Linked DNA regions of Homo sapiens: region 1 is linked to region 2. The links are chromatin contacts, found by Hi-C or POLR2A ChIA-PET in ENCODE. All regions are on one chromosome and are shown on one strand. The core of a region is the stretch at or near the end of the contact, and the rest is flanking DNA. Distances in the headings are between cores, read along the strand shown.

Region 1 (6,719 bases), core at 2,707-5,206, 49 kb after region 2:
TGAAGCTCTACCTGCTGGAAATTTCCAGTGTATGAGTGCCATTAAATAGCTCCCATGTCTTCTTCCTCCCTTCCTTCCTTCCTCCCTCCCTCCCTGCCTCCCTCCCTCCCTACCTCCGTCCCTTCCTGTCTTTCTTTCTTTTTTTTTTTGTCACTTGCAGCTAATATAGACCTGACTAGAGAGTGCTGTCCTTCTGAACTATTGGTTCCCAACGGGAAGAATCAATGTCTGTCCCATCTTTGTGCCCACACAGTACACTTTAGGTACTTTACATGTAGTAAGTAGAGGCTCAAGATGAACTTACTGAAGAGATGTATAATGGAAGAATCCTCAACTGTTTCCTGCCCTATAAGCCCCAACATCCACCTAATGACCAAGTCCTCAGCACTTCAAACCTTCCCTTCCTCTCTTCCTATTACCTTATTTCAGGTTTTATCTCCTGAGTGGATGACTACATCGGCCTAACTGGCCTCCCTGCCTCCAGTCTCACTCTAATCCCCAGGGGGATCCTTCTAAAACTCTCCAGGGGTCCACACTGCTACAGAGTAAGGTCCAACTTCTGGAAGCTCCACACCAGGCCCTCCTGGTATCAATTCTCCAGCCTCATCCCTCACCTTACCTGCCATATCCACAACTAACCTCCTGCTCCCAACTGCTAGGTTGTAGGATGCCTTCTTGACTTGCTCAAGTTGTTCCTCCTGCCTGGAATGTATCCACCCCACCAGGTCTACCCAAAATTACTGTTCATATTCTGACCCACTAAATGCCACCTCCTCTACAAAGCCCTTCCCGATATTCCCTGGTATAACCAAACATTCCTCCTTTAAGCCCCAGTCTATACATATTCCTGACTCACCATTTCTTATACTTATTTGTTCATATGTTTCCCCAGACTGTAGGCTCCTTCAAGACATCAACCTAATCGTGTTTACTTTTCTACCACCTGGCACACAGTAGGTACTGGACAAGCATTTGCTGGCTGGATGAAAAAACACAAGCCTGGTCATGTCTGACAAAGTGCAAAGTGCTCTGCAAATATAAGGTAAGGAATTATTATTGTTTTTCTTAGCCACATTCCCATGCACACAGATTCAGTGACCTTGTCCCTTTGCCAGGCTGGGGTGTGACCAGATCCAAAGTTCGGTTGCCTTGGCCTGGAGGAAAGCGGGCAGAGAACATGAAGGTCCTTGCTCAACACAAAGACCCAGGTGCCCAGGACACTGGGTGTCAACGACTGCCAAATGACTCACAACCAGGAGGGGGAGGATCCTTATTCCAGAGGACTAAAGGGGGAAGAGGAACCGAGAAAGAATCAAGGAGGCAGGCCTCGTTGCTCACTGCCAGAGCTAGGCCAGCCCCTGCTCCCCAGACATGCAGCCTATCCACCTTGCAGGAAGGTGGGGCGAACCTACGAACTGTTCAGAGGCCTGGCCCAGGAGACCAACTGCAGGTGGCAGGGCACAGCCAATTCCAGGGGACATGGAGTGGATCTGTTTCAACACAGCTGCCTTGTAGTCCCCGGAGAGATGTGCTGAGGCTGGGCTCCCTCCTGCCACACCTCCGGGTCCAGCACTGGGATGGGTGATGCCAGCTACTGGCTAGTTCAAGCTGCCAGCCCCAAGCCTCCAGAGGGCTGGCCACCGCAAAGCTGTGAATTCAGGAACAATGGTCTGTGGGCCTCCACCTTCCCTGTGTGGCATTTGTTCCTTCCACTCCCCGCAGGGGCCTCCCCATCATGCTTCTCCAAGAACCCCAAATCCCATCCTTCTTGAAAGCTCAAAGCAGGCCAGGCGAAGTGGCTCACACCTGTAATCCCAGCACACTGGGAAGCCCAGGCAAGCGACTGCTTGACCTTAGGAGTTTGAGACCAGCCTGGGAACATGGTGAAACCCCGTCCCCCCCAAAATAGAAAAAATTAGCTGGGCTTGGTGGCGCACACTTGTGACTCAAGCTACTCAGAAGACAGAGGTGGGAGAATTGCTTGAGCCCGGGAGGTGGAGGCTGCAGTAAGCCAAGATTATGCCACCGCACTCCAGCTGGGTGACAGAACAAGACCCATTTCAATTTAAAAAAAAGCTCAAAGCAAAGCCACCTCTTCTCTGAAACCCTGCCAGGTAGAGTTAAGCCTCCCTGTGTCTAAACCAGTTGAACAGTCTGGCTGCATCTCCTAAGTATGTGCCTTTTTCCTGCATTGTCATCATCCTCTCTACCCATTTCCGACTGATCTTTGCACCCCAGTGATGGCCAGGGCCTAGGGTTTAGGAAGCATGCAGACGGATGCATAGATGAATGAGCATATTCACGTAGCCAAGTGTACAGCCCAAAGGAGTTCCTCCCTCTCTACTTAAAAAATATTTCCTGGGCCAGGCACGCTGGCTCATGCCTGTAATCCCAGCACTTTGGGAGGCCGAGGCGGACGGATCACGAGGTCAGATTGAGACCATCCTGGCCAGCATGGTGAAACCCCGTCTCTACTAAAAATACAAAAATTAGCTGGGCATGGTGGCACATGCCTGTAAATCCCAGCTACTCAGGAGGCTGAGGCAGGAGAATCACTTGAACCAGGGAGTCGGAGGTTGCACTGTCGCCCAGGCTGGAGTGCAGTGGCGCGATCTCGGCTCACTGCAAGCTCTGCCTCCCGGGTTCACGCCATTCTCCTGCCTCAGCCTCCCGAGTAGCTGGGACTACAGACACCCGCCACTAAGCTCGGCTAATTTTGTTTTTGTATTTTTAGTAGAGATGGGGTTTCGCCATGTTAGCCAGGATAGTCTCGATCTCCTGACCTCGTGATCCACCCGCCTCGGCCTCCCAAAGTGCTGGGATTACAGGTGTGAGCCACCGTGCCCGGCCCAGATTTTTTTTTTAAAACAAACTCTTATATACACATAACACAAATGAATTACTTAAAAATTACATGTGCAAAAGAAACCAGACATAAAAAAAATGCATACTGTATGATTTCATTTATTCAAAAAAGCAAATTAATCTATATCAATAGAAAATAAGGCCAGGAGTGGTGGCCCACGTCTGTAATCCCAGCACTGTGGGAGCTGAGGCAGGGGATCAATTGAGCCCAGAAGTTCGAGACCAGCCTGGGCAACATAGCGAGACTTTATCTCTTAAAAAAAAAAAAAAAACACAAAAACAAAACAGAGGTTGCCTGGGGTGGAGACCAATTAGAAAAGAGCCCAAGGGGACTTTCTGTGGTGATAGAAATGTTCTGTATCTTTATTAGGGTACTGGTCACATGGATATTTACACTGGCCTAATTCATGAAATTATACAGTTAAGATTTGTACATGTCACCATATGAAAATTTATCTAAAAATAATGGAGATAATGCCTTTTTGAAGGGAGCTGTCATGATTCAGAGAAATAAAAGTTCAAAGTAGAGGGGTACATTCACGGAGGCGGTCCTCTATAAAGCAATTTCCAATATACACAGGGCCAAAAAGTTTCTGGAGCTGGCAGTGGCTTTTCCTAAGCAAGGTCACAGTCCAGTCACCCAGTTCTGCCCATAAAAAGGGGCCGGGAACCTTGTATTTGTCCCCTGGTTGATAAGGTCTATTTTCCTGTCCACAAACATCTGACTGGAAGCCCACCCAGGTGCTGCAGGCTTGGGTTTCTTTTCTTTACCTTCTGCCCCGTGAGCGCTTCTGCACAAACGGCCAGACTACAGTGCTCAATCCAGGATGAAGGTGGGCTGCCCTGCGCCCAGTCCTTGAGGCATCGGAGGGTTGTAACACAGCCCTGCAGGGCAGGCACTGCCTTGTGATTCCCACCGGCAAGGGCCTTTCTGTGCCAATACCCAGCTCTAGGAAAGGTCCCTTGCAAGAGGAGGACTTGCTTTTTCATTAACTCAGAACTTTCGATTTGGAGCCAAGCTGATCCTGGCACAGCCTCAGGCCCAACACCAGGCTGGTCCCAACTCCTTCAGTCTGAATGACTCATCACATCCAAGGCAGCCGCCCTTCCAAGAAGCCCCACCCTTGGAACCCTGGAGCCTTGGGCCCTGGATGCAGAGGTAGAAAACAGAAAACATCCTCAGCAACAGAACCCCTTCCCTCCCACCTACCCAGCCTGTCAAAGGGCACGAGGACAGCTGCAGCACCCACGGAAGATGAATCCCAGACTTGGGTACCCTGCAGCCACGGGAAGAAGCGAAAAAATGCAATTCATTCAGCTCTCGGGGGGAAACCGAAAGGCCAGGTAGGAAAGAACCCTCACAGATCACTCTGTTAAAATTAGAACATTTAAAAATAGATATTACCATATGATCCAGCAATTCCACTTCCAGGTATATACCCAAAAGAATAGAAAGCAGGGTCTCAAAGAGGTATTAGTACACTAGCATTTATAGCAGCATTATTCACAATAGTTAAAATGTAGAAGCAACCCAAGTGTCCATTGACAGATGAACACATAAACAAAATGCCACATATACATACATACAATACAATATTATTCAGCCTTCAGAAGGAAGGAAATTCTGACACATGCTACAATATGGATAAGCCTTGAGGACATTTTACTAAGTGAAATGAGCCAGACACAAAAAGGCAAATACTGTATGATTCCTCTTACATGAGGTACTTGCGTAATCAAATTCATAAAAACAGAAAATAGAAGAGTGGTTGCCAGGGGTTAGGGGAGGAGGGAATGGGGCGTTGCTGTTTCACGGGCATAGAATTTTGGTTTCGCAAGGTAAAAGAATTCTGGAGACTGGTTGCACAATAATGCAAATGTTAAAAGAGTTCAGGAGATTGGTTGCACAACAGTGTCTTAGTACCGAACTGTACGCTTAAAAGTGGTTAAGATGGTCAATTCTATGGTATGTATATTTAACACATTTTTTTTTTGAGACGGAATCTTGCTCTGTCACCCAGGCTGGAGTGCAGTGGCACAATCTCAGCTCACGGCAACCTCCACCTCCTGGGTTCAAGCAATTCTCCTGTCTCAGCCTCCTGAGTAGCTGGAATTACAGGCACGCGCCACCACGCCTGGCTAATTTTTATATTTTTAGTAGAGATGGGGTTTCGCCATGTTGGCCAGGCTGGTCTTGAACTCCTGACCTCAGGTGATCCACCCGCCTCAGCCTCCCAAAGTACTGGGATTATAGGCATGAGCCACCGCGCCCGGCCAACACAATTTTTTAACGGAAAAAAAAAAAACAAAAAACACAGGCAATTTGGCTTCTGTATCAAAGTCTCCAAAAAATGTATACTCTATGATTCAGTAATTCTACTTTCTAGGAATTTATCTTCGAAAAAAAAAAAAAAAAGCTGGGGGTGGTGACTCACACCTGTAATCCCAGCACTTTGGGAGGGTAAGGTGGGAGGATTGCTTGAGCCCAGGAGTTCAGGACCAGCCCTTGCAACATAGACCCCATCTCCACCAAAAAAAAAAAAAAAGTGATGTATACAAAATTTAGCTTCAAGGATATCCATTTCAGTATTATTTATAATGGCAAAAAAAAAAAAGATTTAGCATACAGGTCCAATGACGGGACTTCACAAAATTAGGATAGAACGTTACAATGAAATGCTATGAAGTTACTTACAGTGACATAGAGGTGTATTGAAAAATGACTCATGAAATACTTTTTTAAAAAGCAGATTATAAAACATGACTGTATGAACTTACATTTTAAAAGCATATATAATCCTATAGGGAAAAAAGACTGGAAAGATATACCTCAAAATGTTCACAGAGTGCTAAGTCTGTTTCCGCAAATACAAAATAGAGTTACTAATAATGCCTAGCTCGTAGTGTAGCCATGATCATTAAATTAGATGAAATATTATAAAGAGTAGAAAGTATGCAGGCCAAGCACAGTGGCTCACACCTGTAATCCCAACACTTTGGGAGCCTGAGGCGGGAGGATCATCTGAGGTCGAGAGTTCAAGACCAGCCTGACTAACATGGAGAAACCCCATCTCTACTAAAAATACAAAATTAGCCAGGCGTGGTGGCGCATGCCTGTAAACCCAGCTACTCGGGAGGCGGAGGCAGGAGAATTGCTTGAACCCGGGAGGTGGAGGTTGCGGTGAGCTGAGATCGTGCCATTGCACTCTAGCCTGGGCAACAGAGCAAGACTCCACCTCAAGAAAAAAAAAAGTATGCACTTAGAAAATATTTTCAAGTGATGCTCACAATAACCTCTTAGGTAAGGGTTTAACCCTTCTCCAGAGTTACAAATAAAAAATCTAAGCGGGGCATGGTGGCTCACGCCTGTAACTCCAGTACTCCTGGAGGCTGAGGCAGGCGGATCACTTGAGGTCAGGAGTTCAAGAACAGCCTGGCTAACATTGCGAAACCCCATCTCTACTGAAAATACAAAAAATTAGCAGGGTATGGTAGTACGTGCCTGTAATTCCAGCTATTCTGGAGGCTGAGACAGGAGAATCATTTGAAGCCAGGAGGCAGAGGTTGCAGTGAGCCGAGATCGCATCACTGCACTCCAGCCTGGGCAACAGAGTGAGACTGTCTCAAAAAAAAAAAAAAAAAATGAATCCAGGGAAAACGGATTAATTCCAAGACCCCTCAGCTAAAAGCATCAGTGTCGACTAGCTCCAGGTCTCTGGCTGGATGAGGCCTGATCCCCTAGCAGCCTGCTCCTCCTTCTCCATCTGGAAGCCAGCCTCTCACCTGGGGCCAAGACAGCAGTGCCACAGGGACTGAGCTCCTGTCCATGTGAGGCACACAGCCCACACCCCTTG
Region 2 (6,212 bases), core at 1,182-3,681:
GGTACTGTAGCTGGCAAAAGGGGAGAATAATGTCACAAGAGTGTAAATCCTAAAGCCCTTGAGAATTTGACTTTGTCATCTCTGTTCTGAGTTACTATAATCCCACCCAACTCCGGAATCAGCCCCACATCCATGAGTAGGCACTTCATGCAAAGAGGCAGGGCAGTCTAGCAGCTAAGAACACAAGCTCTGGGGCCAAACACCCTGGTCCAAATCCTAGGCTGGTCACTTGCTAACCTTGGGCAAGTCACTTTGTTTTGTTGTGCTTCCTTCTCTCTTCTGTAAAACAGGGATAACAATAGTGTCTCTCCCTGGATGAGGTGCTGGGAGGACAGGATGAGATAAGATGGGGCAATGCTCACAGCAGTGCTTAAAAAAAAATAACTATTATTAATAGTTGTAATTTATATATCTATATATTTACATATGTAGATATATAACTGTATATTTCATATATGATATCTACTTTCTTATATGTATATAAGCTTTGATATAATAATATAAGCTTTTTTTTTTTTTTTTTGAGATGGAGTCTCACTCTGTATCCCAAGCTGGCGTGCAGTGGCACAATCTCAGCTCACTGCAACCTTCACCTCTGGGATTCAAATGGTTCTCCTGCCTCAGCCTCCCAAGTAGCTGGAACTAGAGGCACACACCACCACACTGGTTAATTTTTTTATATTTTTAGCAGAGACAGGGTTTCACCATGTTGCCCTGGGTGGTCTCGAACTCCTGAGCTCAGGTGATCCACCTGCATTGGCCTCCAAAAGCGTTGGGATTACAGGTGTGAGCCACTGTGCCTGGCCAGCTTTTTTTTTTTTTTTTCTGAGACGGACTCTCACTCTGTCACCCACTAGGTTGGAGTACAGTGGTGCGATCTTGGCTCACTGCAACCTCTGCCTCCCAGGTTCAAGTGATTCTTGTGTCTCAGCCTCCTGAGTAGCTGGGATTACCAGTGTGTGCCACCATGCCCGGCTAATTTTTGTATTGTTTGTAGAGATGGGGTTTCACCATGTTGGCCAGGCTGGTCTCAAACTCCTGACCTCAAGTGATCCACCTGCTTTGGCCTCCCAAAGTGCTGGGATTACAGGAGTGAGCCACTGCAGCTAGCCAGGTTCATATATATATGTATATCAATTACAACTACTCATATATACTAATATATATATATCCATATTTTGTATATGTATTATACAATTAATCTTCCATGGTTTTAAAAATATCTCAGCCTAAGTCTCTGATGGCAAGTGTCATCTGAGTATAGTCCTGGTTCCTCATAGCTACATGACAAATTGGGAAGTGGCATCAAAGACCCTCTGGAATCCAGAGAGTAGACATTACTGCCTGCCTTTTGTCTCTCAGCCAGATCCTTAGCCACAGAGGAGTGACTCTACATGAGCATAAGTTGGCACCTCCGCAGGCCCGCACAGTCCACTATGCTGAGCTGGTCGAGCTTTCCATCCCCTATCCAGGGTCCACTCACCCCACTGTGGGTAATACACTGGAGTATTTCCTATCTTATTCTCTGATAATCTACAGTCTATTTCAAGGTTTTGATTATTTTATTTTTGAGATGGGGTCTCGCTCTGTAACCCAGGCTGGAGTGCAGTGGCATGACCATAGCTCACTGCAGCCTTGACCTCCTGGGCTCAAGCGATCCTCCCACCTCAGCCTCCCAAGTAGTTGGGACCACAGGCACGCACCATTGCACCAGGCTGACTTTTTACCTTTTTATTTTTATTTTTTGTAGAGATGAGGCAGGGTGGGTCTCACTATGTGGTCCAGGCTTGTCTGGAACTCCTGGGCTCAAGCGACCCTTCCCACTTAGCCTCCCAAAATGTTGAGATGATAGGCATGACCTACCACCCCAGTCTCAAATTTTTTTTTTTTTTTTTTTTTTTTTTTTGAGACAGAGTGTCGCTCTTGTTGCCCAGGCTGGAGTGCAGTGGCATGATCTTGACTCACTGCAACCTCCGACTCCTGGGTTGAAGCGATTTTCCTGCCTCAGCCTTCCGAGTCACTGGGATTACAGGTGCCCGCCACCATGCCTGGCTAATTTTTGTTATTTTTAGTAGAGATGGGGTTTCACCATGTTAGCCAGGCTGGTCTCGAACTCCTGACCTCGGGTGATCCACCCACCTCGGCCTCCCAAGGTGCTGGGATTACAGGTGTGAGCCACCTTGCCCGGCCTCAAATTTTTTTTTTAAGAGTTCTATTTCACAGCCCACTAATGGGCCCCACCTGCGATCTGGAAAAATTGCTCTAATCAGATGGCTGCAGACTGGCCCAGCGCCTGCCCTTCTGCTCTACTCCAGACGTCTTCCTCCCTGCCTAGCACCTCATGTGCCCTTTCCAGACACTTCCTCCTTGTGGCCTCCAAGTTAACAGCTGGTGGCTCTGTAGTCCAGGCTGCTGCTTCTGCAGCAAGCTCAGGTTACAGCACCGGGCTTTCCTTGCTCATCAAAATACTTCTAGGGTGAGTTTCCAGAGTTCTCTTCAACCTTCCTTCTCCCAGTGATACACTGCTCTTGAATGCCTTGTTTATCTAGGGCAGCCATGGAACCTTGCCACTAAAACCCAGGTGAAGATCTTTCCCTGCCTAGTCCTCTGCAATTCTAGAGTGATTAGGGGCTCCCCTGGCATTTTCACAGCACCACAGCTACCTGATGGCATTGGTGTTTCACAGCAGAAGGCGCTGAGGGCACAGGGAGCTGAGCTGAAGCGACCTATCCAAGGTCACCTGTCTAGGAAGTAGCAGAACTGTTTCCAACCCCAGTCTCCTGATGCTGATTCACAGCTACCCTCTGGAGGGTTTCATTTTTCTCCTCTCTGACCCTTTGGAAAAGGATGCATTGAAGGACATAATGTTTTGATCCTTTGTTTTTGTGTTACATAAGTAAGGGAAAATTTCCTGTGACTTTACAAGTTCCTCTGTCTCTCCAGTGTTTCGAATTTGGTCCCTACACAGACTGGCTTCTTGCTCACACACTCTGCTAATGCCCAGGACTGCCTTCCATTTCAAGGGTTACCTCACCTTGCAGTGAGCCAAAAAGGTTTGCCCTCGGAATCTTCACCCTCGTTCCTCTCTTTCTGGGAACTACAGAAAGTTCGTTTCTGAGCCCGCAGAGTTTTTAACAGCACCTCCAGTTTCTCCTTAGTTCCTTCCCACGAGCCCGGAACCTGCTGTTAGCTGCTCTACTGAAAAATCCCCTTTTTTTCTCCCTGGGAGGAGTAGTAGGCACTCTTTCCAATTTCTACAAGCTGGTGGCAGGAGGGCTGGCATTCTTTCTCCCCTGCCTCATCAACACTTAATCCATCTTCCTGGCTCTGCCCACCCCTGAATTTGAAAAATGAAGTCAAAAACATCAAGGCGCATCCTTTTTGTGTGCCTGCTATTTTCAAGGGGCTGTAACGGTGATAGCAACCATGCAGGTACCCGCAGTGTGCTAAGCAGGGGCACTCTTCATGTCATCTCTGATATTCACAGCTACCCCATAATGGCGGACATGATTGTTTCCAGGCTACAGATGAGGAAACCGAGGCACAGACAGGGTAAATTACTCCCTCAAAGTCACACAGCTAGTAAGTGGGAGTACATGGGTAGGCAGAAATTTGAACTCTACCATCTCTGCCTCCAAAGCCTATGCACTTTTCCACTACCCCCTGCTGCCCTCCTCAGGAAGGAGGTGAGAGATGGCATCAGAGACCTTTCCAAAGATAAGCATGCCCTGTTTCCATTTTGCAACTCCTCTGCTGTCTGTGTGACACCACACATGCATAGCCTTTCCTCTTTGCCTCCTGTAAAGGTTTCAACTTTTTAAGTTAAATGAATTTTAAATAATTGGAGGGATACAAAAAAATATTTACATCTCTCTTTCCTTCTGCTGCAAAAATAGGGACCCTGGCAGGAGGCTGGGCATGCCAAGGCAGAAGGCTGCCATGCAGGCCTCTCTGATTTCAGTGCTGGCGTCACTGAGTCAGAGCCTGGGAAGCCCTCCCTCACCAAGGGGAACTTCAAGATAAGCCCCAGGGTCAGTGCTCTCCCATTCCAAACCCAAACCTGCTCAGCTACTCCCACCCTGGTGCAAACCCCCGAATCAGCCAGCCAGCACGTGACCATGCACGTCCCTCTGCCTGCCACAATCCCCAAGACACAACCTTGCTCTCAGACCCAGACCCGGTATGGGGTGTCCAACAGTGGCTCTGGGCATGAGGACAGGATGTGGGAAGAGCAGGTGCTCCGCCTCTGGGCACATGGCCACCCAGTCCAGCTTCACCCAGCACAACTCGTTTTCCAAATGTCCTAGTTTCAGCCTCCCTTTCTGCAACCCAGGCCAAATTGACCACCCCCAGATTTCTGTCCCCTGCTCATGGGGCTTGGCTGGGCCTGCTGGGGGCTGACGTGAGCCAGAATAACTGCGAAGGCAGGAGACGAAGGGGGTGTGAGCCGCCTTTTGGGATCTGTGCCCTGTCTCATGCACGAACACCCCCTGCCTGCCAGGCAGACCCATTCTTTTCACTGTGAGCCTCAGGAACAGAGAGTACAGGGCTGACCCACTCTGGGCCTCCCTGTAGAACTAGGGATGGTGAGGCAGGAACCCAGCAGAAGGATGGGGCCAGTTTCCAGTCCTTGAGAAAAAGGGGCTCAAACACGAAATTTGTGGGGAGCTTGTTGCCTCCCTTCTCAGAACCCTTGGATATCCCACAGCCTGCTCTCTTTACAGTGCCACCTAGGGAGCAAGAATTAGGTGCAGAGTGCTGGGAGAACCCCCAAACCAAATACAGATCCCTCATCTGGTCCCTTCCTGGCAGGTTGGGATGTGTGTCGCTTCGTCAGTTACTAGTATAGCACCTACTATATGTAGGCTTCCTGTGGGGGAGAGGGGGTCAGAGTGCAAGACATGGCAAGTGAGCAAGTTCCCCACCTAGTTGGGAAGTCATGCACCACATAAGACAGAATTCATTGCCAAGTGAATGTGTCCATCGGCAAGAAGGATCCATCCAGCGAGCACCAGGCATTGAACCCTGGGCTGGGGTTTCAAAGAAGAGACAGATAATTCCTGCACTCAAGAAACACAGATGATCACAATGTGATGTGATCTGTATCCAAGACAGGTAGGAGGTGCAGGGGGTGAAGCTTCCAGATCAGGGAAGGTTGCCAGGAGCCCACTCTCGGGCCACCCATGGGACATCACTCTGGCCTGTGCCTGATTTAAACCCTGGCTCAAACTAGCCCCTGAACCCAAATATGCTGCTCAGCTGAAGTTAAACAGCTCACCCTTCTCCTCGATTCTGATGACAAGTCTGCATGTTTAAGTTTCCTTTTGGGCTTTTCTATTTATGTTGTCATTGATTACTTTGCTCCTAACTCATCTGATTTCAATTTGGACTGATTTGATCCTAATTTTATTACCATGTAATCTGAATGCACATAATTACTGTAATTATGCTGCTGAGGGAAACAGCTCCTGCATGGTGGGAAGACCTAAATTTAGGGCTTCCTGGCAAGGGCGGCCGTTGGCTGGGTGGACCCACAGCTACCTCAGAGCTGGCAGCCTTGAGGGGCACAGATGCCCTCCCCCGCTACACCCCCTCAGAGATGGGTATTTTGGGTTTCATCTCAGAGATGAGCTTGAGGCCCCTCTCAGAAGCCCTAGGAGCAAGCAGCGGCCTGAGTTGGGGTCGGGGAGCCCACCTGCTCTGCACACTCTGGCTCATATCTCCACCCTCTGCTGCACGTGCTCAGCACCCATGGGCCACCTGTATCTGAAGTGCTTGCTCACAAGGTCGCCCTACCTCTGGGTGCCAACTGTCTTCCCCAAAAGACCTGGGAACCAAGGGTTCCCTGATACTCATGAGGTGGGGGAAAGCAAGCTGTGATGCAAGGGCCTGGTTTTGGCCCTCCTGTATCCTCCCTTGCCCTCTCAGTTCAGTCTGAGGCTGCCTCCTCCATGATGCCTCCCTGACCCGTCCAGCCCTCTCCCTACTTGGTCATTTATGTCCCACCCGAGGAGACTTACTGTTTCCATTTTACAGATGAGAAAACTGAGGCACAGTGAGGTTAGGTGCCTTACTCTAGGGTACCCAGTGGGTGGGCAGTGAAACTCTTAACTACCTCATTACACTGCTCCTTCCAAAGCCCAGAGCCCATTACAGGACTGATCTCACGTAATTCTCCCCAGCCTAAATGACAGCATAAAGAACACGAGCCA

The links. Hi-C counts contacts between places; a loop is a spot of excess contacts on that map. ChIA-PET counts read pairs that join two places held with the same protein, here RNA polymerase II (POLR2A). Pooled maps may share reads with other maps.
Region 1: a map of PC-9 shows a loop between it and region 2 (8-fold over the local background). The contact joins two enhancer-like sites. A Hi-C loop is called at or near these places in 2 of 168 maps with a recorded cell type or tissue (PC-9 and gastrocnemius medialis) and 1 of 50 pooled maps. POLR2A ChIA-PET finds 5 or more read pairs at or near these places in 4 of 52 experiments (AG04450, CD8-positive, alpha-beta T cell, K562 and 1 more).

The regions. Positions count from the first base shown.
Region 1 is chr2:46,965,353-46,972,071 of GRCh38, reverse strand. The region is part of intron 3 of TTC7A (tetratricopeptide repeat domain 7A); the gene reads right to left. Among named protein-coding and RNA genes, the nearest start is that of TTC7A, 27 kb to the right of the region's middle. RefSeq lists an enhancer at 3,828-4,122. Within about 2 kb of position 3,956, at least 29 of the 41 ENCODE cell types and tissues checked have a DNase peak (open chromatin) inside an H3K27ac peak, as active enhancers do; they include PC-9 and gastrocnemius medialis, where a contact is called at or near this core.
Region 2 is chr2:47,012,895-47,019,106 of GRCh38, reverse strand. All of the region lies in intron 11 of TTC7A (tetratricopeptide repeat domain 7A), which reads right to left. Among named protein-coding and RNA genes, the nearest start is that of TTC7A, 75 kb to the right of the region's middle. Within about 2 kb of position 2,431, at least 11 of the 41 ENCODE cell types and tissues checked have a DNase peak (open chromatin) inside an H3K27ac peak, as active enhancers do; they include PC-9 and gastrocnemius medialis, where a contact is called at or near this core.